2 separate regions of the Homo sapiens genome follow, and region 2 is linked to region 1. A link is an interaction called in ENCODE POLR2A ChIA-PET data of the cell type or tissue named here. Cell type or tissue: PC-9. All regions are shown on one strand. Each heading gives the region's core, and the rest is flanking DNA. Links, peaks and the distances in the headings are about the cores only.

Evidence for each region. ChIA-PET counts read pairs that join two places held together with the same protein. Peaks named below come from ENCODE experiments on the same cell type or tissue, not always from the same donor. Only the 100,000 strongest peaks of a DNase experiment are listed, where the experiment ranks them.
Region 2: POLR2A ChIA-PET joins it to region 1 with 15 read pairs; 4 of 35 experiments call an interaction of 5 or more read pairs at or near these places.

What each region holds. Positions count from the first base shown.
Region 1 is chr15:39,209,322-39,219,980 of GRCh38, reverse strand. The region is part of intron 1 of LOC105370777 (a long non-coding RNA gene); the gene reads left to right. LOC124903467 (a long non-coding RNA gene) reads right to left here and starts at 9,071. Exons shown (of 3, transcript XR_007064589.1): 1 at 5,801-9,071; 2 at 5,384-5,499. RefSeq lists enhancers at 5,690-6,889, 6,695-7,226. In PC-9, for the core only: no CTCF peak of the experiment used is centred there; a DNase peak (open chromatin) is centred at 6,380; H3K4me3 peaks cover 358 bases; H3K27ac peaks cover 1,582 bases.
Region 2 is chr15:39,398,591-39,409,249 of GRCh38, reverse strand. The region is part of intron 1 of LOC105370777 (a long non-coding RNA gene); the gene reads left to right. Among named protein-coding and RNA genes, the nearest start is that of LINC02915, 150 kb to the right of the region's middle. In PC-9, for the core only: no CTCF peak of the experiment used is centred there; DNase peaks (open chromatin) are centred at 4,269 and 5,289.

The sequences.
Region 1 (10,659 bases), core at 3,482-8,481:
TGTGTTTAAGTCTAACAGCTTGCTATTTTTTTTATATTTTTCTCATGTTTTTGTTGTTCTGTTCTTCCTTTCATTTTTAGGGAGACTTTTAGGGCCTAACGAAATAGGTATTTTAGTATCCCATCCTATCTCCTCTGTTGACTTTTTAGCTAAAACTTCTTGCATTTGTTTATTTAGTGATTACACTAGGGTTTAAAATATGCATGCTTAACTTATTCCTTTCTACTTAGAGATACTGTTGTAATACTTCAAATAAACATGAGAAAGTTATATATAATTTAACTTTAGGATTGAAAGTTAATTTCATCCTTTAGTTAATGTTATCATGTATTTGCTTTTAAGTACATTGTAACTCTCCAATTAAAATGTTTCTTTTTTTTTGCTTTAAGGAATCAATTTTCTTTCAAAATAATCAAGAGAAAGAAGTATTTCATATTTATAATTTCTGGGTTTTTTTAACCTTTTTGTAAATTTGGATTTTTTAAAAAAAATTGTTTAAAATAATTTTTGTGGGTACATATTAGGTATATATATTTTTAGGGTACATGAGATACTTTGATAGAGATAAGCAATAAGTAATAATAGCATTGTGGAAAATGGGGTATCCATCCCCTCAAGCATTTATCCTTTGTGTTACAAACAATACAATTATACTCTTTTAGTTATTTTAAGATGGATGATTAAATTATTACTGACTGTAGTCACCCTGTTGTGCTATCAAATACTAGATCTTATTCATTCTTTCTAACCATATATTTTTTGGTACTGATTAACTATCTCCACTCCTCCCTCTTCCCCCAGCTACCCTTCCCAGCCTCTGGTAACCATCCTTCTACTGTCTATCTGCATGAGTTCAATTGTTTTGAGTTTTAGCAACCACAAATAAGTGAGAACATGTGAAGTTTGTCTTTCTGTGCTTGACTTATTTCACTTAACATAATGATCTCCAGTTCCATCCATATTATTGCAAATGACTGGATCTCATTCTTTATGGCTGAATAGTACTCCATTGTGTATATGTACCACATTTTCTTTATCCAGTCATCTGTTGGTGGACATTGAGATTGCTTGCAAATTTTGGCTATTCTGAACAGTGCTGCAACAAACTTGGGGGTGCAGATATCTCTTTGATATACCAATTTCCTTTCTTTTGGTTATATACCTAGCAGTGGGATTGCTGAATCATATTGGTAGCCCTATTTTTAGTTTTTTGAGGAAGCCCTAATCTGTTCTGTATAGTGGTTGTACTAATTTACATTCTCACCAACAGTGTGCAAGGGTTCTGTTTTCTCCATAACCTCGCTAGCATTTATTGCCTGTCTTTTGAATAAAAACCGTTTTAGTTGGGCTGAGATTGTGTGTCTTTGTAGTTTTTATTTGCTTTTCTCTGATAATCATCAGTGATGCCAAGCACCTTTTTATATCCCTGTTTGCCATTCGTGTGTCTTCTTTTGAGAAATGTCTATTCAAATCTTTTGCCCATGTTTAATTTGGATTATTAGATTTTTTCCTGTAAAGTTGTTGGAGCTCTTTATATATTCTCATTATTAATCTGTTGTCAGATGGGTAATTTGCAAATATTTTCTTCCATTCTGTGGGTTGTCTCTTCACTTTGTTGATTGTTTCCTTCACTGTGCACAAGCTTTTTAACTTGATATGATCCCACTTGTCCATTTTTGCTTTGGTTGCTTGTGCTTGTGGGATATTACTCAAGACATTTTTGCCCAGACCAACATTCTGGAAGGTATCCCTGACTTTTTCTTGTAGTAGTTTCGTAGTCTGAGGTCTTAGATTTAAGTCTTTAATCCATTTTGATTTGACTTTTGTATATAGTGAGAGATAGCCATCAAGTTTCATTCCTCTGAATTTGGATATCCAGTTTTCCCAGGATCATTTGTTGAAGAAGCCATCATTTCTCCAATGTATGTTGCTGGCACTTCTGTTGAAAATGAGTTCTGCATTACATTGTAGGTATATAGATTTGTTTCTGGGTTCTCTATTCTGTTCCTTTGGTCTGTATGTCTGTTCTTATGCCAGTACCATGCTTTGGTTAGTATAGCTCTGTAGTATAATTTGAAGTCAGGTAATGTGATTCTTCCAGTTTTGTTCTTTTTTCCCTCCGGATAGTTTTGGCGATCCTCATTTTTTTGTGGTTTCATATAAATTTCAAGATTGTTTTTTCTATTTCTGTGAAGAATGTCATGGGTATTTTGATAGGGAATGCATTGCATCTGTAGATTGCTTTGGGTAGTATGGACATTTTAACAACATTGATTCTTCCAATCCATGAACATGGAATATCTTTCCATTTTTTGGTATCCCCCTCAATTTCTTTCATCAGTGCTTCATGTTTTCAGTGTATAGACCTTTTACTTCCTTGGCTATGTTAATTCCTAGACATTTAGTTTTATTTATAGCTATTATAAATGAGATTATGTTTTTGAGTTGTTTTTCACATTGTTAACTGTTGGCATATAGAAATGCTGCTGATTTTCGTATGTTGATTTTATATCTGCAACTTTACTGAATTTGTTTCTCAGTTCTAATAGTTTTCTGGGGGAGTCTAAGTTTTTCCATATGTAAGATCGTGTCATCTGCAAACAAGGATAATTTGACTTCTTCCTTTCCAAAGTGGATGCCCTTTATACGTTTCTCTTGTCTGATTGCTCTAGCTAGGACTTCCAGAACTCTGTTGAATAGGATTGGTGAGATACTGCATCCTTATCTCATGCTGGTTTTCAAGGGGAATGCTTCCAGCTTTTGCCCATTCAGTATGATGTTGGACACGGGTTTTTCATAGATGGCTCTTATTATCTTGAAGTATGTCTCTACAATGCCTAGTTTGCTGAGAGTTTTCAACATGAAGTGATGTTGAATTTTATCAAGTCTTTTCTGTACTCATTGAGGTGATCATGTGGCTTTTGTTTTTAGTTCTGTTTAAGTAATGAGTCACATTTGTTGATTTGCATATATTGAATCAACCTTGCATCCCAGGGAGAAATCCTGTTTGGTTGTGGTGGATGAGCTTTTTGATGTGCTGCTGGATTCAGTTTGCTAGTATGTTACGAAGGATTTTTGCATCTATGTTCGTCAAGAATATTGGCCTGAATTTTCCTTTATTTTGCTGTGTCTAAACTGATTAATTAAAAATAAATGGATTAATAGCAGTGTTTTAAGACAAAACTGTAACCTATATGACTAAAATTTTATGTTTACTTAGTATTTCTCTTACATGTAGTTTAGATTTTTCATTTCTTAATAACGGAATTGCATGATTTTTCCCAAAAATCAGTTTTCATTTTGATTGATATCTATATTGTATATTTACTTTATTTACTTTGTATTATTTATGTCTTAAGGAACAGCAAATTTCTTAAAACTTAGATTATAAACTTCTGTGACCTCTTCTCCTTTTGTTCATTTCTTTACAGCACCATTTCTTTACAGCAAATATCTATGTAGTAAGGGAAGTGTGATAGTGCAGGACATCAACATTTTGGTGCTAAATTAAGATTGTCTGGATTTGGATCTCACTTCTGGCGCTCAACAACTGTGAAATCTTGATCAATTTTTCTATTTTCTTTAAGCCTCATCCATAAAATAAGGATAATCATTATGCTATCTCCTAGTAGATGTTTTAAAAGATGGTTTTAATCCATACAAAAGCACTCGACTTAATGTCTGGTATGTAGAATGTGTTAATAATATCCAGTCCTTAAAATACAATATTGATTTATTATGTAAAAAATGAAACATGAAGAGGCAGCATAGGAGAATGGAAAAGAGACAGAAAGTATCTGTTTTGCTTCTAACTCTGCCTCTTATTATTTGTGTGATCTCAGCTAAACCCTTTAAACTTTCCAGTATGCACTATCTTGTAAAATGAGCAGAAAAGGTCATCCTTGCCTGCTTCACAGTTTTGTGCAAGAATCAATCAGGCTAGCATTTTATAGCTTATATAACAATAATAAAAACAAAACTTTATGCAAAAAGGGAAATACAAACAATTTCATGAGACAGTGGGGCTGGGCATGGTGGCTCATGCCTGTAATCCCAGTACTTTGGGAGGCCAAGGCGGGTGGATCACCTGAGGTCGAAAGTTCGAGACCAGCCTGACCAACATAAAGAAACCCTGTCTCTACTAAAAATACAAAATTAGCCGGTCGTGGTGGCGCATACCTGTAATCCCAGCTACTCGGGAGGCTGAGGCAGGAGAATCGCTTGAACCCAGGAGGCAGAGATTGTGGTGAGCTGAGATTGCGCCATTGCACTCCAGCCTGGGAAACAAGAGGGAAACTCCATCTCAAAAATAATGATGATAATAATAAGACAATGATTTGATAAATTAAATGGGTCAATCCTAATATTTCTCTACCAGAATCACTCTACTATAAAAAAAAAAAAACATAAAAAAAAATAAAAAGTTTATTTCCTCAGCTTTGTCCTGGGATGATTCCCTTGTGAGCTGCCAGTTTCTTCTAGGTGAACCACTGCTTTGTGAGGAAAGATATGCTTAGTCTTATCTGAAATTTAATGAAGATTTACATATTTCATTAGAAAAATTATAAAAAAAGAATAAGTTGCACATTTCAAATATGGATACAACATGTATGCTTCATATGCACGTGGCACACGTGTGAGCATAAATGTGTGTTTCTGTTTAATGAAGAACATACTTGAAGAAGCAAACTGTAGTTATAAAGCCCAAATTGTGGAAATTTAAAGTAAGGGCTGGACTCCGATGACATTCTTAATTGCTCAAAAAGCTCTTTCGGGATATTGCCAGATGTTATGACCTCTTGCCAAAAGCATCTTGAGTTTTCCAGACATGTGTATATGATGTAGATATTTTATCCCATTTTCTAGGAAGAAGCGTTCTTGGGATAATAGTTCCAGAGGGAGGACTGGGGCACCTCTCAGTACCTGCTCTGCTGTGTGGAATCCAGTCAGGTGGTAGAACCCATACTAGTAATTTGAAGAAGGAAATTTAATATAAAGAGTTCTCAACTAGGTAAACAGTTGAGTTCAAAAAGGAATATAGAGATTTCTGTGGTTTAGTTGGGGTAGCAGCTATAGAAAGTAATCACTATCCTTAGGGTTTAGGGAAAAATAAACAAGGGAGGCAGAAAGGGTGGGTGAAATTTTAAAAGGGTAAACAGACTGCTGTTTTTAGCAGAGGAGTTTTTCTGTATGGCAATTGCTGTGAAATATGACATTCCTGAGGCCATTTTATGTCTGGGAGTTTCTGGAATACCACCTGAAATTACTACTTTAGGAGGAAAGAAGATATTTTCCCTCAAAATGTTTTGTTTTTTTTTTCTAAATCTAAGCAATGAAAACAATTGACAGAACCACAAACTGTGTGCCACAGAGTTTCACTTACCACATAATGAATTCATGGATTCCCCACTCCCCAATATTCACTGACTTGAATGTAGAAAGTTCTAGGCTTTGTCCTCTGGGAGATATAATGATGTGAATTCCTTTAACTTGGTATCTCTGAGGGGAAAGAAAAATACTTAAAAGTCACTGTAATACAAAGTAGAATGTGGTTAAGAGTTACATAAAGATAGTAGATACATGCAGAAGAAAAGTTATAATAAGAATTTCTATTTGTCTATGGGCTTTACCGTCTTCGTGGCACTTTTCGTACGGTTCATCTCATTGGGGTTATCAAAATAACTATGAATAGGCTAGATATTATTATCCCTATTTTACACATGAGGAATGCGAGGTTTAAAAGTGACCTCCTCCCAAATCTCACAAGTAATAATTGGCAGAGTAGGGATTTAAGCCATACCTCTTGAAACCCAATCACTTGGTCTTCCTAAAGCAACTCAATACTCTCAGAAAAGTGTTAAACTACTTATCATGAGTAGGACTCCATTTTGATATTGGAAGACGCAATCCATTTTCTCATTCAGAGGCCCCACACTTCAAAAGTTAAATGGGGTAGAGGAACATGTTAACTAATAGAGAACCTGCACAGAAAAGCAAGTAAAGTCCCCATCGAGGTGAAACAGTAGGAAACTTTTTGAACGGCTGAAAATGATCCCTGCAGAAGAAGTGAATAAAACTCTCAGGCTGAGGTGGGCACAGCTGGATCTCCCTTGCTAACTGCATGATTTCTGGCCTCCTTCCTAGAAACTCCCTGACATGTTTCTGGAAGCTCAGTCACAAAGTCAGGGGAAGGTTATCTGAGACAGAGCCGTTCTGATGTACTTGAAAAGATCTTCTCTTCCCCAGCCAATAGCCTGTCTCACAGCGGGCGTCACAAGTGCTGAGTCACTTGCTGAGCGAATAGCTCAAAGACAAGCTCCCATTGATCAGGCTGCCCAGAACAAAACCATTCCGGTCCCTCAAGAATTTAAGCCACTTGTAAGCTGCATTCTTTACATTCAGCTCATAACATAGCTCTGCATAGGTCCCCTTGCTCCACATAACACTTTAAATTTCTGGTCATGGGCATACACGACCTTCCGCATTCTTTTCCCTTGAATAGATGCTTTTACTCTGAAGAGTTTAAGCATGTTCTTATCTAGTTCATAGTGTTACCTGCATGCAGCCAAGTCTTGCTCCTTTTAGGGAGTGGTGTTTTTTCACCTTGAACAGTTAGCCTTTTCTTTTAGTGGCGCATCTCCCCAGAGCACAAGAAGAGCCCTCAAGGAGAGGGGCTTCGGGAAATCCATGGCTGTGCATTACCTCTTTTTTGTTCATCTCTCTCTCCTTCATCACATCTCACAGGTCATTTGTCCTGTTGGACCAAAACATCGCCATGGTAAGGAACCTTTCAGCCAGGGACATGTTGGCTAAAGACAGTTGTAAGTAACTGTTACTGGCCCATGTTTTATTTCAAAGCTGTTTGGGTCGGACTTATTTCACCCATCTCAAAAAGTTATTCCTTCTAATCCCATTAATGAATATGCTAGAGTAGAAGGCAAAATTCAGAGCAGGCAACAAAATGTAATGTAGTGGGCACAAATTAAATACTTATTCAACTGGGTTTAGATTCAATTAAGTTATCAATTTTGAAATAGAGATTTTCCACTAATATGGAAAATATTTTCAATTATAAATTCTTAATGAAGATATTCACTTTAACATTTCTTTTTTTTTTTTTTTTTGAGGCAGAGTCTCGCTCTGTTGCCCAGGCTGGAGTGCAGTGGTGCAATCTCGGCTCACTGCAATCTCCACCTCCCGGACTCAAGCGATTTCTCCTGCCTCAGCCTCCCAAGTAGCTGGGACTACAGGCACGCATCACCACACCTGGCTAATTTTTGTACTTTTAGTAGAGATGGGGTTTTGCCATGTTGCCCAGGCTGGTCTTGAATGCCTGAGGTCAAGTGATCCCCCTGCTTTGGCCTCCCTAAGTGCTGGGATTACAGGCATGAGCTACTGCGCCCAGACACTTTAACATTTTTTTAAATTGCATCATAGGGCTTAGAGATCTTTGCATATAGTAGATAATTACTATGTACCCATTATACATGAATGAATGGATGAACTAATGATGAATGTAAATTCCCACACTTGAATCTGAATAAACTTATAGACATAGGATAGAGAAATGCCTTGATAGGAGCATTTCTTTTATTTACTGTATTCTTAAAATACAATTTATATTTTAACTGAATACATTAAAAGTGCAGATATATTAGGTCAATACTTACAATACACAAATTCTTACTGTGTGTCTTACAATATGTAAAACATTGTAATAGGTTCTGTGGGGACCTCAAAGATTAAACAGACACTGAAATTACTGTAAAGGGACTTAGATACAAATCGCATAATGAAAAGGGAAGATGATCAATGATTTAAGGGGTCTGTGAAGCATCTCCTGCAGGAATTGGACATCTCTTCTGATCTCCCAAAGCTTTGGGATTCCTGTACCCATCACAGGCAATAGCGGCAAAGCAGTTCATTTCTTCCCTCTCCAATCACAGAAACGTCTGTTGTTAAGTAAGCTGTCATTCTCCTCAAAAAAAAACAACAACAACAACAAAAAAAACAAAACAAAACCAAAAAACCTCTTCCGCTGTGTCTATGAGAGAACTCACACTGCCCGGCCGTCTTCCTGAAAAGTTGTTCTTATTGCCTCATTAAATGATATGATATCCCCTTTTCTGTGTAAAGTTATTTGTCCTCTCAAGAGATGTATTTGTCTACTGTCTCCCAGTCCAGGATAATGAATTTATTTTGCACTTTCAGCTTCAATGCAGTGTAAGCAGATTAGGGTCCATCCTCACACCTAAACAGTATGATGTAAAGCAGAGCTTTCTGTTTTCTCTTCCACCACATATCACATGCTTTGTTAGCTCTTTGTCAATGTGATTAGGAAACCACACCGCTAATCTAGTGGGAGTGCAGGTGTTTTTTTTTGATGCAATGCCAATTGATTGATGGCTAAATATTACTAAATATCCCTGGGAAAACATTACCTCATACGAGGAACAAAGTTATAACCATTGCTGTATTTAACACACAAATTCCACAAGAAACCTCTTTGTTCTTCCTGACAGCTCTTGACTAATTTCATTTTCATTTTTTCAGAATAAAAACTGCATATCAGTGTTGGTTATGTTGGCTCACCACCTCCATGATATGGAAACATTCAGAACATTTATTTAAGAAAATAGGTTGTGTATTTTCACACTACCTACACACTATGGAACAGATATCTAAAACTGGTGCTGTCAGAATTCAAAAACTATGGCTGGTAGACCTGGTTGCTCAGTGTAATATGAGTAGGCACATGTATTAATTGTTCCCTAGAACAATTGTTAATGGAGTCTACAATTTATGTCACCTTATTCCTGCAATGGTTTTTAAATAAAAGGAATGAGCAGCAAGAGTATAAATATACTTGCATATTGTTTGCCAGAAAAGCTTTCATCCTTAGGTGATCTCCCATCTAGAGTCATTCTCAATGTCAGTGTTATTCTGCTTTCTCTTCTTTGATCCTTTTGTCTTTTCCTAATTGAGTCTTGTATGTCAGAAATATCCAGCAATCTGGGATATCAGAAAAAAAATTTTTAGACTACTATGACCCTTGGACCAAATTTTGAAAAAAAAAATTATTGTCATGTTAATCCCAAATATGCCAAAGCCTTCTCTTATATTTAAAGGGACCTTCCAACTTTCTATTAGATATTTTTCACTTTGAGTTTTTATTTTCTATTGCTATTATGTTAAAAAAAAAAGTCAAAGAATCAGTTTCTTTCCATAGGAAGTTATTCATATATTGTTTCAAATCCTGTTATGTGGTTTTTCGCAGCTAACATGATTTTTCATTGCTAGAGGTCAGAGGAATATACGCTAAAAATTATTACTTTGATTTAAAGTGACTCTAGAAAAATGGTCAATGGTTTATGGTGTTTCCCTGTGTGTGGAATGATGATAGGCCTGGGAATTGTATGAGAGAAGTTCAGGTAGGGGAATTGAGAGACTGAAAAGATGGAAGTTGCTAGAGGGACGGGGAGGGAGGTGAACTTCACTTTTATAATGGGGTGGAGCTGTCTATGTGCTGAATACAGTAATGCTATTACAATTCATGATTAGCATCTCCTGAGAAACTGGTTTGGATGGTCCTCTACACCCAACTGAACTGCAGAATTACAGATGCAGGAGCATATTTTCTATAAATTGTAGCCCAAGGTCTACTTAAGTGAACTTTGACATTCAATTCAAATTGGTTTTTTAGACTGACACCTCTGTCTCAAAGAGTACAATTCTGGTCTTGACACCTTCCATGTATATGTATACGTATACGTATATGTATATGTATATGTATGTGTATAGTGTGTGTCAAATCTTTGAATGCAGGGCCAAGAAGTTAGGTGAGTTTTTCTTACCAGGATTTTCTTCAAAGGCTTAAAAAATTATCAAACCCATAAATATGACTGAGCTGCCACATTTGTAGGAGAAATCATATAACCATGACTCAGTAACTTCAACTTTGATATTTATGATGCTCAGCCATGAAATCTCTTTGCCTCCTGATTCCTATGACATATGTTCTCTACTTCAACTATCATGAGCCGCATCTAAGAGCTCCTCATTTTATTGAGGCTCTAGACTCATTTAAGATCTGATAATAAGCTTCTTAACTATTTCATAGTCTCCCATTCCTAATGTAACTGTGTTTTCTGACCTCAAAATATATTGAGCACCTACTCTACACCAGGCCCTCTTCTAAGTACTGCGAGCATAGTGATGGACTTAGAACTAGTGTCCCTTTTATGACAGAGCTCAGAGTCCAGTGGGAGGAGCAGACAAGTCAGTATTTTATCTATAGTGTTACTTATATATAACCCACACACATATATGAAAATATATATGTGTATATATAAAGATGTATATAAGGATATATATGTATATATACACATATTTTTATATATGTGTGTTATTATATCCTTATATATACACACACACACACACACACACATATAAGGATATAAAGATAACACACATATATAAAAATATGTGTACTTATATGTGTATGTATATATCCTTTTATACATCCATATATACATATCCTATGTACATTTTTATATATATATGGATATATATCATATATGTGTGTGTATGTACATACGCACATATATTCACATACACATACATACATACATATATACATATCCCCCCTGGGTTTCCCTC
Region 2 (10,659 bases), core at 1,881-6,880, 190 kb before region 1:
CTACCCACCTACCCATCCACCCATCCACCTACCCATCCATCCATCCATCCATCCATCCATCCATCCATCCATCCATCCATCCATCTTACCAAGCCCTGTGTCTGGCAGAAGTTGGGTTCAGTAAGAAAGAACTGGAATCATTAGCTATGATAATAAACAGAGCTGGGAAAAAATAGAAGGTAACTTTAAGATACAGCATGACTACATTAATAAGCTCACTACTTCGTATAAATTCAAAGAGCTCCTAGGTAGACTAAGTTCTTCAGAAATAGGACTCATTTCCATTTGTTTGGACCAGTGTAGATTCAGTGATTTAAACATTTTTTTCCTTCTAAACAGTCCTCACATCTGATATCCCAGTTACATATTTGTCCTTTTTTAGCATTATCATCCAAGGTATTTAATTTTTAAAAACTATACATAAGAAAAGATGATCTCTACAACCATGATTAGATGATCACTTGGATAATCTAAGGGCTGCCCAACTATGAGACTTTATAAGTCTCAACCCTTATGTAGTACCATTAGTTGGTATATTCAATCATAGCAATTATTATACCCATTTTATAGAAAAGCACACTGAGATGTAAAGAGGTAAAGTAATACCTCACAGTGCAAGTTTGAATATTTCTTAAGTGATATTCATACTGAAGTTTACCTGATAACAACATCATTTTCTTAAATACAATACTGCCCATGCCAGTGGAAATTATAAAACCCTCAAAAACTCTCAAACAGTTCAAAATAGCAATATAATCTTAAGTCACAAAATGATAGGGATTTAGAATAACATAACATATTTCATATAATACCTGGAGATAAGGATGTGGCGTTGCATAGAGGTAGACAAACCAAATAATATCAAGATTTTTCAATAATGTTGTCTTTTATTACTTTAGGAACAAATTGACAACCACAAATTACAGGCTAAGAAGAATAAGCAGTTCATTTTAGCATTGTCATTTAATAAAACTAACAATTTTGTCACATTAAAATATACGTTACTTCTGTTGTATTTGGCCATACATTGATGGGTGTATGGTTATATTTAGTATTGCAATGGTTACATTTAGTATTACTTTTATAGAAAAAAAATAGAACTTTTTTCCCCCATTGTTTAGTCCACTGGTACTAATAACTTGTCTCATCATGAATAATTTTCCCTGATGCTGCGTTCTTTTTCTTTGTTATCATCAACATGTATATGATCACACTCAGATTCTAGATCTTACTCCCAGTAAGGTTCTCTTGTCCTTGATCTTGGCTTTCTTTTCCTTGAGCAGGCCTGGGGCTTTTTGTACCCCATGCTAATGCTTCAAGCTGCCTGGTCTTCTACTGAGTTGGAGCATGCCCAATATTGTGATGCAGGCATAATTTCAAATATTCTTTCAGGTTTTTTTTAGATTATGGGTCAGCCCATGGATCTCGTGCAGAAAACTAGAGTCACCATATCAGATTGGTTTAGTCCTAGAGAACTAGATGATCAGGAACCTTAGAAGCTGAGCTTCCCTAAGGAATAATGTTGTAAGGAAAGCCCGTTACCCTTTTTGAGGGAATTGGGTTGCCCTATACTGGGATAGTGGCCTCAGGAAGGGTAAAGGGCTCAGTCAGAGGGAGCCCTGCACCCTGAGTCTGGCCATGCAGGAGCAGGAAGATAGAAACAGGCCAGGCAACTCCTTGTTCCTTTCACGTAAGCATTCTGTCACTTCTTGTTGCACTCCAACCCCTAGACCACAGGGCACTGGAAAAGTTTGTATAGGTAGTTTTGGTTTAAAACCAGTTTTAGGCGTAGTGCGGTGTTAAGGATATGAAGACCTCTCTGCCTCTCACTGAACTCTCCTGCCAGAAATCTCCCCATCTGTTTTCTATTGTCTGAAATTCCTTAAACATATGTCTTAAATTGCACAAGATTAAAGACTTAAACATGCAAATATGGTAAATGATGAGTCTTTTGTTGAATTTGGGAAGGAGACTGGAAAGAGAACTTTGGAGATATAGAAACAAATGCCTGACCTTTGCAATGTTCTTTGGGCTAGTACTACCTATTTTTATCTTGCTGAGAACCTCTGTGTAGCAACCAGGTTTTTTTTGTAGAATGTTTCTTCACTTTCTGAACCTCCAATGACAAGTCATCACCATCTATCATGATGCTCTTTTCCAACAGTGATTTCTGTTGTCATCAGTGAATATATCTGACACATTGTATTATTCATATGTTCTTTCTAAAGGTCCAGTTAGATGACTTGTATTATCTCTGATAGGTGACAATGGAACTTAAAGCACCAGCCAAGTAAATCTGGTGAGGGGGCAATTGGGGTATCATCTAGGAAGCTGAGACAAAAATGAGGGAAAAGAGGGACACTGTCTTACGTTATATGAATTAGCTGCATGTTTTGGGTTGAACTTAGCATTTTATTTATTTGAGCGTTAATACACTTAAAAATACCCATTTCAGTGCCTGTTATATTCTAGAAATTGTACTTGGTGCTAGATTTACAACAGAACAAGAAAGATGTGGTTCCTCTTTGCATAGAGCCATGGTCTAGTGGCTAGAAGTGTAGCCACAAGAGACCACGAGATCATCTAGTACAAACCACCTCATTTTACGTATTAGAAAATGGAAGCACTGAGATGGGAAGGAAATCGCCCTTTGTTACAGCTGATGAGTAGCAGAGCCAGAATTCTAACTTGGCTCTTAGGACTCACAGCCCAATTACCTGGTTAAATTAACAAAGTGAATTAATGCAGGTCTGCAGACATTACGGCTACAACCCCCTCAACAGTCTCCTGTCTGTGGCCTAAAAGTCTCTGCCCTTCCCCTAGCCTCACAGATACCAGATAGGGACATAAATATCAAGGTGAATTTTAGCTGTGATGTTAAATTAGATCATATTCCTGTGTGATGAAGAAGCAGAGTGATGGAGCATTGTTCCCTTTGGGTGAAAGTCGTCTTCTCCCTCTACCCCTCAGTGCATTTCTGGGCCTGCCTGGGCAGAGAATTTTGGCCAACTACTGGATTTTTGTTAAAAATGATAATTAAAGAGGGAGCAGGAAGGGAGTACGTTCCAATATGATCCAGAAGAGTCAGCACTTGCTCTGGATAATAAATTCTTTATGCTTCAGGTTATTACTTAACCTGTGTTTCAGGTTCCCTTCTGGAATCAATAAAGGGACATTCTCAATCTGTGGATTTAATGACTGACTTCTTGCTTATAGAGCTAATACGTTAGAACCACAGGAAGGTAGGTGGTGGTCTGGAATCATCCACAGTGTGTACGCTCCTGCTCTTTGTAGGACTCTTGCAGGCAACTTTTAACCTTCTTTCAAGATTGTCTTTAATAGAGATCCATATTTCTGGAATTTTCTAGAAAATAAGAGTTTTAAGAATGTAGTGGGAGTTTTTAGACTGGTTTTATATGACATTGGACATGCATTTTAATATGGAATGCTGGGGTTGTTCCTGTAGGCCTCCCAAAGTCACAAAAAGAAGCATCCTTCCTCAAGGCTCCCGACACATTTCATTGATGGTCTTAGCCTGTGTGTGGTGCCCACCCTATGGTGAACCCAGGGCTCCTGCAATGACTCGACTGCAGCTGCCATTCTCTTCCTTTCTCTCCCATTCAAGGAAGCATATGACCATGTTTCCCAAACTTGTTTTACCTGGAACCTTTTATTTTTTTTCAGGGATTCCCTATTAATAATTCGTGGCACTATTCTGTAGAATAAAACTTGGGAAACAGTGACATATAGACAGGAAAATGAGTGAATGCAATGATGTTGCAGGGCTAATCTCACCACAGTTCAATTTATTAAAGCAAAATGTGTAATTCCTCAAATTCTGTACTTTAATTTGTATTGATAATCCAGCGCTGGAGTTAACATAGATTTCAGGAGTGAACAGAATGCTGGTTCTATTCCCTTGGTTCTGGCTTGAGAAGGGGCTGAAGAAAATGGTGAGCCCACTCAACTGAGGGTAGTGTCTACTTCTGCCCCAGAGAATTTGTCCCAGGGAGGATGCAGCTCAGAACAGCAGGTTTTTCTTAAGTGTGTACTTTCATTGATGCCTCATTTCTGGTCAGCGTGAGGGGAAAAGCGGCAAAAAGATAGTCACTCAAGTTAGTCATGTTGGGAAACTTATCTGTTTTAGGCAGTGGTTCCTCTCAGCAAGGGGTGGAAGATATGTGGTCCAGCCTCAGGCTAAAGCCGTTTCCCAGTACTATCACTAATACTAGTCCTGTGCTATTTCCAGCTCCAGCTCGTCATTTGTCTATTGGCTTGCGAAACTACCATCTAAGAGGGCAAAAGCATTTCTACTGCCTTGGGCCATTTCCTTCTGACATTCTTTACTGATGACCTCTGAAGCAGCTATGATCACTTCTTGGCATGTCAGACCATCATCTATTGGCTCTTTGTCTCACCAGAAACAGGCCAGCCCCAGCTGGTCCAAGCAATATGAGTGTGGGTTAACTTCAGGGATACAGGGTCCTGGGCTGGTTCCCAGCTGGTCTGCATTTAACAAAGCAAAATTGGGAGTTGTGATGATCTGGAGGTGTTCTGAAGGGGTGAACTGGTGGAATTACAAATTACTTAGTTCATTCCCTGCCCTCTAGTAGAAATGAATCTAAACTAATCCAGACTGGTAAGAAGGATAGACACAGTATTAAAGGCCTATTGCAAAGAAGATGCTATAGCTACTTTCCTTCATTTTGGTGACCCCAAACTTTGATGTTTCTTGGTGATGGAAGAACCATGACTGTCCCTCTTCCATAGAATTTTCCTTAGGGTCCACTGAATTCATGTACACATGCACACGCACACACACACACTCACACAGTTTACTATTACCATTAGGGACTGTGGTGCATGTGGCTGTGTGCTGAGGGAAGAAAAAAAATGCATAATAGCCTGCCTCCAAAAAAATGTATCAGATATAAAACATATGCAAAGACACATATGATAAGAACCATGTGAGTATGGACCATGAGTTAGATTTATGAGTGTGGGGTATTGTGAAGGAGGTGCATCTGCAGCTGAGAATCACAATACAACAACAACAACAACTACTACTACTACTTTTTAACATTTATTAAACAGTTGCTAAATTCCTGGTATGGTTTTAAATACCTTGACACACTCTTCTAAGTGCTTCATATATGTGTTTAATCATCACATTCCTCGAAGGAAGACAGAGGAGGAAATTGAAGCATTTAAGTAACTTGCCCAAGGTCACACAGCTGCCTAAGGGTGGAACTAGATTTAAATCCAAAGCAGTCAGGTTGCACAGCCTTGCTCCTGTCTCCCAAGTATGCTGTCAATAATCGAGGAATTTCAATATGCACAGAGAAGAGCAAAGGCTTTCCTGCTGAGAACAGACTGGTCAGTAAAGGAGTAGGGGTAGTAACGTTTTAGATGGGAGCAGCCTGGCTTGTGGGTGCTTAGTGTAGTGATTGGCACAATGCCTGGAATGGAGTAAGTGCTTGTTTGTTGAATTATAGGAATTTGAGTTATTGACTGAATGGCTAGAGAGAGATAATGTTAGAGAAGTAGGCTGTTATCAAATTGTGTAGGGTTTTGAATTTCAGCTTAAGTGGTTTAAACTTAGTACTGTGGATGATATCTTCTCTACAATGCTGGATTTCTGAAGAGGCCAACACACTAGTCTATAAATGTGCTATTCTATACATTCTTCTTTGCATTTTCTCTTTTTCAGTGCTTTGTATACAATTGCTAGAAAAAAATGGAAACCATGCTAATCGAGCCTATTACCAAATGCTTGCTAAATTTTGCTATTTAACTATAGAAGTTATATGTTAGCTTTAACTTGACAAGTCAGTCTTTGCTTGTGATGCCCATAGCCCCTTCTAAATATATGCTAATGGACAAGTCTTTAGGTAACCCAGTTATATATGGTGTGACCCTACTCTCTCTGGCTTCTGTGGGCATCATGACATGACAATGCACTTGCTTTTTAAATATCAAGAATATGGAAGCATTAGCAGTGGATGTAGAAACTGGAAGATTATGCTGAAGAGAATAGTCAAAGAGGACACAAAGAACTACATGTATAGTGAAATTATGAGGGAGTAGAGGTAATACATAGGGAGAAATTATTTTATGTATCTTGAGCCCAGACGTTTTGATTTCAAATTCAGTTCTGGATGCTTCCTGAAATTTTCTATAAAGTTAAAAGTCCTCCCACCCCTTTTCAATATTCATTCTCCTTGACTTTTCTGCTGCATTTTACATAATTGCTTGTTCACTTTTTTTGGAAACCCTTTCTACTGAAATGCGATATTCTCCTGGGTCTTCCCCCTTCCGCTACTGCCCCTATTCTCTTCTTAAGCACCTTTCCTTCTATGCTCAAGCCTTTGATGAAACACATTTCTTTTCTGACTTTCCCTCTGCATAATGTTATCCATGGCCAGGCTTTAAACCCTCATCACTTTTCATATGTGCCCCAAAGTATGCAGACAACAGAGACATCTTTTCCAAGCTATCATGGGAGGGCTCCCATTTCTAGTTCTTTGCACAGTGCTTCCAACTGGATAACACTAAATCAAGAACGTTCCATGTAGTTCCGTGGATGCCCCCTTGGTTCAAGACTTTATTACCTTTTACCTGGCATCTTTATTCCCAAAGGATTTTATATGCTGCTGCCAGATGAATCCTTAAATCACAGCTGTGATTCTGTCACTGAAGATTTTGGGTCCTAAATCTTCAGTGACTCCTGATCTACCAGAAAAAATTTACATTCCTTAACATCATACTTCAGTGCATCTTCAATATGGTTCCACCAGACGATGCCAGAATATCTATGTGTTGATGCTTTTGCAAGTAGAATCCTTCCTATTCCTCCTGTAGCTTTTGAAATTCTATTGGTTTTCTCCAAATTTCCAGAGTGCTGCCTCTTTGATAAAGCATCAGCCATTCTAAGTGGAATTGATATATCTTTTTTCCAAATGTCATGAGGTTATTATTATTTTTTGTTGTTGTTTGTAATTCAGTTAAGGCAATATTATAAGCTTATTGAATATTTATTTTACTTTCCCTGTGATAGCACTAATTTGAATTTGGCTGTTATACAGTTGTCAAAGCTCCCTATGTATGGCCTGCTTGCTCTCAAACCCTGGCCTTTCCCTGCTCTGTTCTGTATCACAGGGGCCGACCTTAGGGCTAAGCTGCCCAGACTTTTGTGTCAACTGGTTTCGCACCGGGTGGTAACAATGGCAGGTGCTAGCATGAGAAACCAGGGTCTTCTCCCACTCCCTTCTGGCTTTTGGAAGCTGTGTCAATGGAGCTGTATCTCTTTTGAGACTCCACCTTGCAGCTGACAGTTCCAGCCTCTAATGGTGGTCCCTGCCCTTGGGTTCTGGGAGCACAGTCTCCTGTTTTCCTGCCTAGGGATGACAGTGGCACCTGCTCTTGTTTATTTCTGGGCTCCTTGTTCTTGCAACACATGTATAATCAATTCCCATATATTAAATTTCTTTTATTTTGAAATACAAATGGTTTCTGCTTTTCTAGGATAGGTGATGATGAATGCACTCCCCTTCTAATTTTCACACCAGATGCTGTCTTATTCTTACACATGTGCCATGGTGCCTGGTTCTGTGATTTGCATACTGTAGGTGCCAAAAAATATTCAATAAATTCATAAGTGGAGGAATATTGCTGTTTAAAAATAGCTGTTAATTTTTAGAGAAATTACTCAGAAAAACTTAGGAGGCACTAACTATATTAGTTGCCAAGGAGCAATACCAAAAAAACAAAAAATTGAAGACAACATCCCTGTCATCGAATATTTAAAAGGCTACTGGAAGATTTAAAAAGGACATTCAATTTTGCAATAGAAAATTTAGTGGACTGGAAAATATCTACTTAAAATATTTCTTTGTCATGTTTTCTTTTCCTGAGCATTGAGGAATGCTTGTGAAGTTACGGGGCTTGAATTGTTCTTAAAATTAGCTATCCAGTGTCTTTTTCTAATCCCAAATATCGGTATTCTCCACTTTGGCCCTAGGAGATTAGGAGGGTGTTAAAATGGTTACTGTGTTACATATTACATTGATTTTGAGTGTTTTATTTCTTGAGGTCCTTGAACCAACAAGAACTCATGTGTTCTCTGAGTCACTGTCATCGCCACTGCTCTGTAGGTTTCCCACTCCCAAGAGCTGCGATAACAGGGATGACTATACAGCAATGTGTGGGTTGCAGCTGGAGTAACAAGCCAGCACTTTCAGACCCATCCTCATGGCAAAGGAAGGTGGATTTGTGCTTTAAGTTATTAATGGAATTCCCTACTCTGCCTTTGGACTGACTCATGGCCTTGAACCTTCTCTCCCCGTTTTAATTTCCTCACTCTTAAGAAAGTACACGAGTGATGGAAAGAATTCTGTTAGAAAATGACTTGATAGAATACAGAATGAGCTCCGAGGGAGGGAGAATTTAACCACTGCCATAGATAGGTGCTGCCACACAAAGTTGTTGTGAGAAGTAATTAGTCTGGCGGATCTGGGGAAGAATGTTGATTTGTTGAATCAACAATTATTTATTGGGTACCTACTACATTACCAGTGACAAAGACTTTCCCTTGACCAAAACTTTAGTCAGGCTCCTCTGAGTCCTCTGATTGACCTTGAACTTCCCCCTGTGTCCTTATAGAATCCCATTTGAGCAACAATCCTCCTAAGTCAGGTTAGAAAAAATTCTCCACCCTTGGAATTCCTTGATATCTTATCACCCTGGCCTGCCTTCGGCCATAATCCTATCAAGTTGATTTAGCCAGAAAACCTTTATCCTTGATATTTCCTGTTAGTAATTTTCTATCCACTGCCCCCTGCCCACCTGCTCCTTGGTGATAAAACCTGTCATGTATTTGTTGGAGTCAGAGTTGAGCCAGCCTCTCTCCCCCACTGCAAGACCCCACTGTGGTGGTTTCTATACCTGTAGCCATGTCCCCTGCCCCTTGAATAAAGTTTGCATTACCATCTTTAACAAGTGTTAAATGTGTGGTAGGCCATTGATTGGACTGAGCTCCTGTACCAGGCTCCAAGAGACCAACCAAAATGGAGTCACTCAAGCTAAGGTTCCCTGTCACCGAACTGAAACCTAAGCTGTTTACTTGTAAGATCTGACCTTTGGAGAAATCAGGAGAGATTATAACCAAAACCCTAAGCAGGAAAGTTTTCTGAAAAAATAAGAGATTCACAGCAACCAATCAAAAGAAGCCCAGTCCACCTAAGCCAGCATGTAAAGCAGTCTCCACTGCTTTAACCCGTAAAGGAAAGTAACCTGTAGTAAAATAAAGGAAAGTAACCTGAGGTAACCTGATGTTAACCAATCCAGTTTTTGCATTAGGCTGTTGCCTTGTTCCCGCTCAAGCTACCTTACAAAAACTGACTGTTCTGCCATCTCCAATGGAGCTCCTGTCTATTTTGTAGACTGGATGCTGCCTGGTTCATGAATCACTAGTAAAAGCCAATTAGATCTTTAAAACTCAATTTGTTGAAATTGTGTTCTTTGACACAAGTGTCATGAGTAATTTTTTAATTTAACACCAGTACTGTGGTTGGTAGTAAGAATTCAAAAGAAGTTGCCAACAAGCTTCTGCTTTTATCATAAGAAAATATACTATTCCTGTTTTCCTATTGTTAATCTTTGAAGAAAAAAGATCAGAATGACCTTTTCTGTTTGTTCAGATTCTTGGAGTTGAAAGCAATGGGGAAAAGCACACATTTGGTCTATTGGAGTTAGTATCTCTTACTGCTTTGCATGCAGATGTGGTTATTCATGTAACAATGCATAGTGTCTAAAGTCTCCTTAAAATGTCTGCCTGCATTGACAGGGAACACAGACATTTAAAAATAAGTTAGTTTCCACTTGGGAGGAGGGTCCTGAGGGAGTGAAGTCAGAACCTCTAGCCTGGAAGGCTGGCCTGGTAACAATTTGTTCATTGCTGAGTGTGTCGGAAATCAGCTGGGACTTTAGTTTTAGTAGAACTTTTTTCTTTTTTCTCCCAAAGGAGAATGTGTCCATGACTATTCACCTTAAAGGCATACGGTTTTGATATTAGATATTTCAGAGAGTTTGCTATTCCCCACTGCAGAGAAACCTGAGCTGCCCTGATCATGAGAATAGTAGGCTTAGCTCAGCAGCCTGGGACCTCACGCCTTGCTTGGAGTCTCTGCTTTTTCCCAGGCAAATTTGGGAAGGGTATGATTCCCTATCTAGCACAAGGTACAGCTTGCATGTGCTCATGTAGAACTGTTCGATTAGAGGTTACTGGATCTTCACAGCAAACATAGCTCAAGGGAGGAGGCTGAGGGTCTCCAAGCACCTGGGCATGGCTTAGCTTTTCCTCTGCCAGATCACTCATTTATTTAAGGAACATCTCTTGAGTACCTATCATATGCCAGGCCATTGCTGCTGTTAAAAACAAATAAATGACAGGTGTTAGACTCAAAGAATTGTGGCTGTAAATATATACAGCTTTTAAATTCCAATCAGGTAATTTTATAATTTTTAACATGAGCTAGAAGATGATGGATTTTAAAACCACCTCTAAGAATACTCTTCATATGGTAAGGTCAACCTCATGGGGAGGTAACCCCATAATGGGGAGAGGATGGATGTCACTGATAAAAGATCCTATTCCCAAAA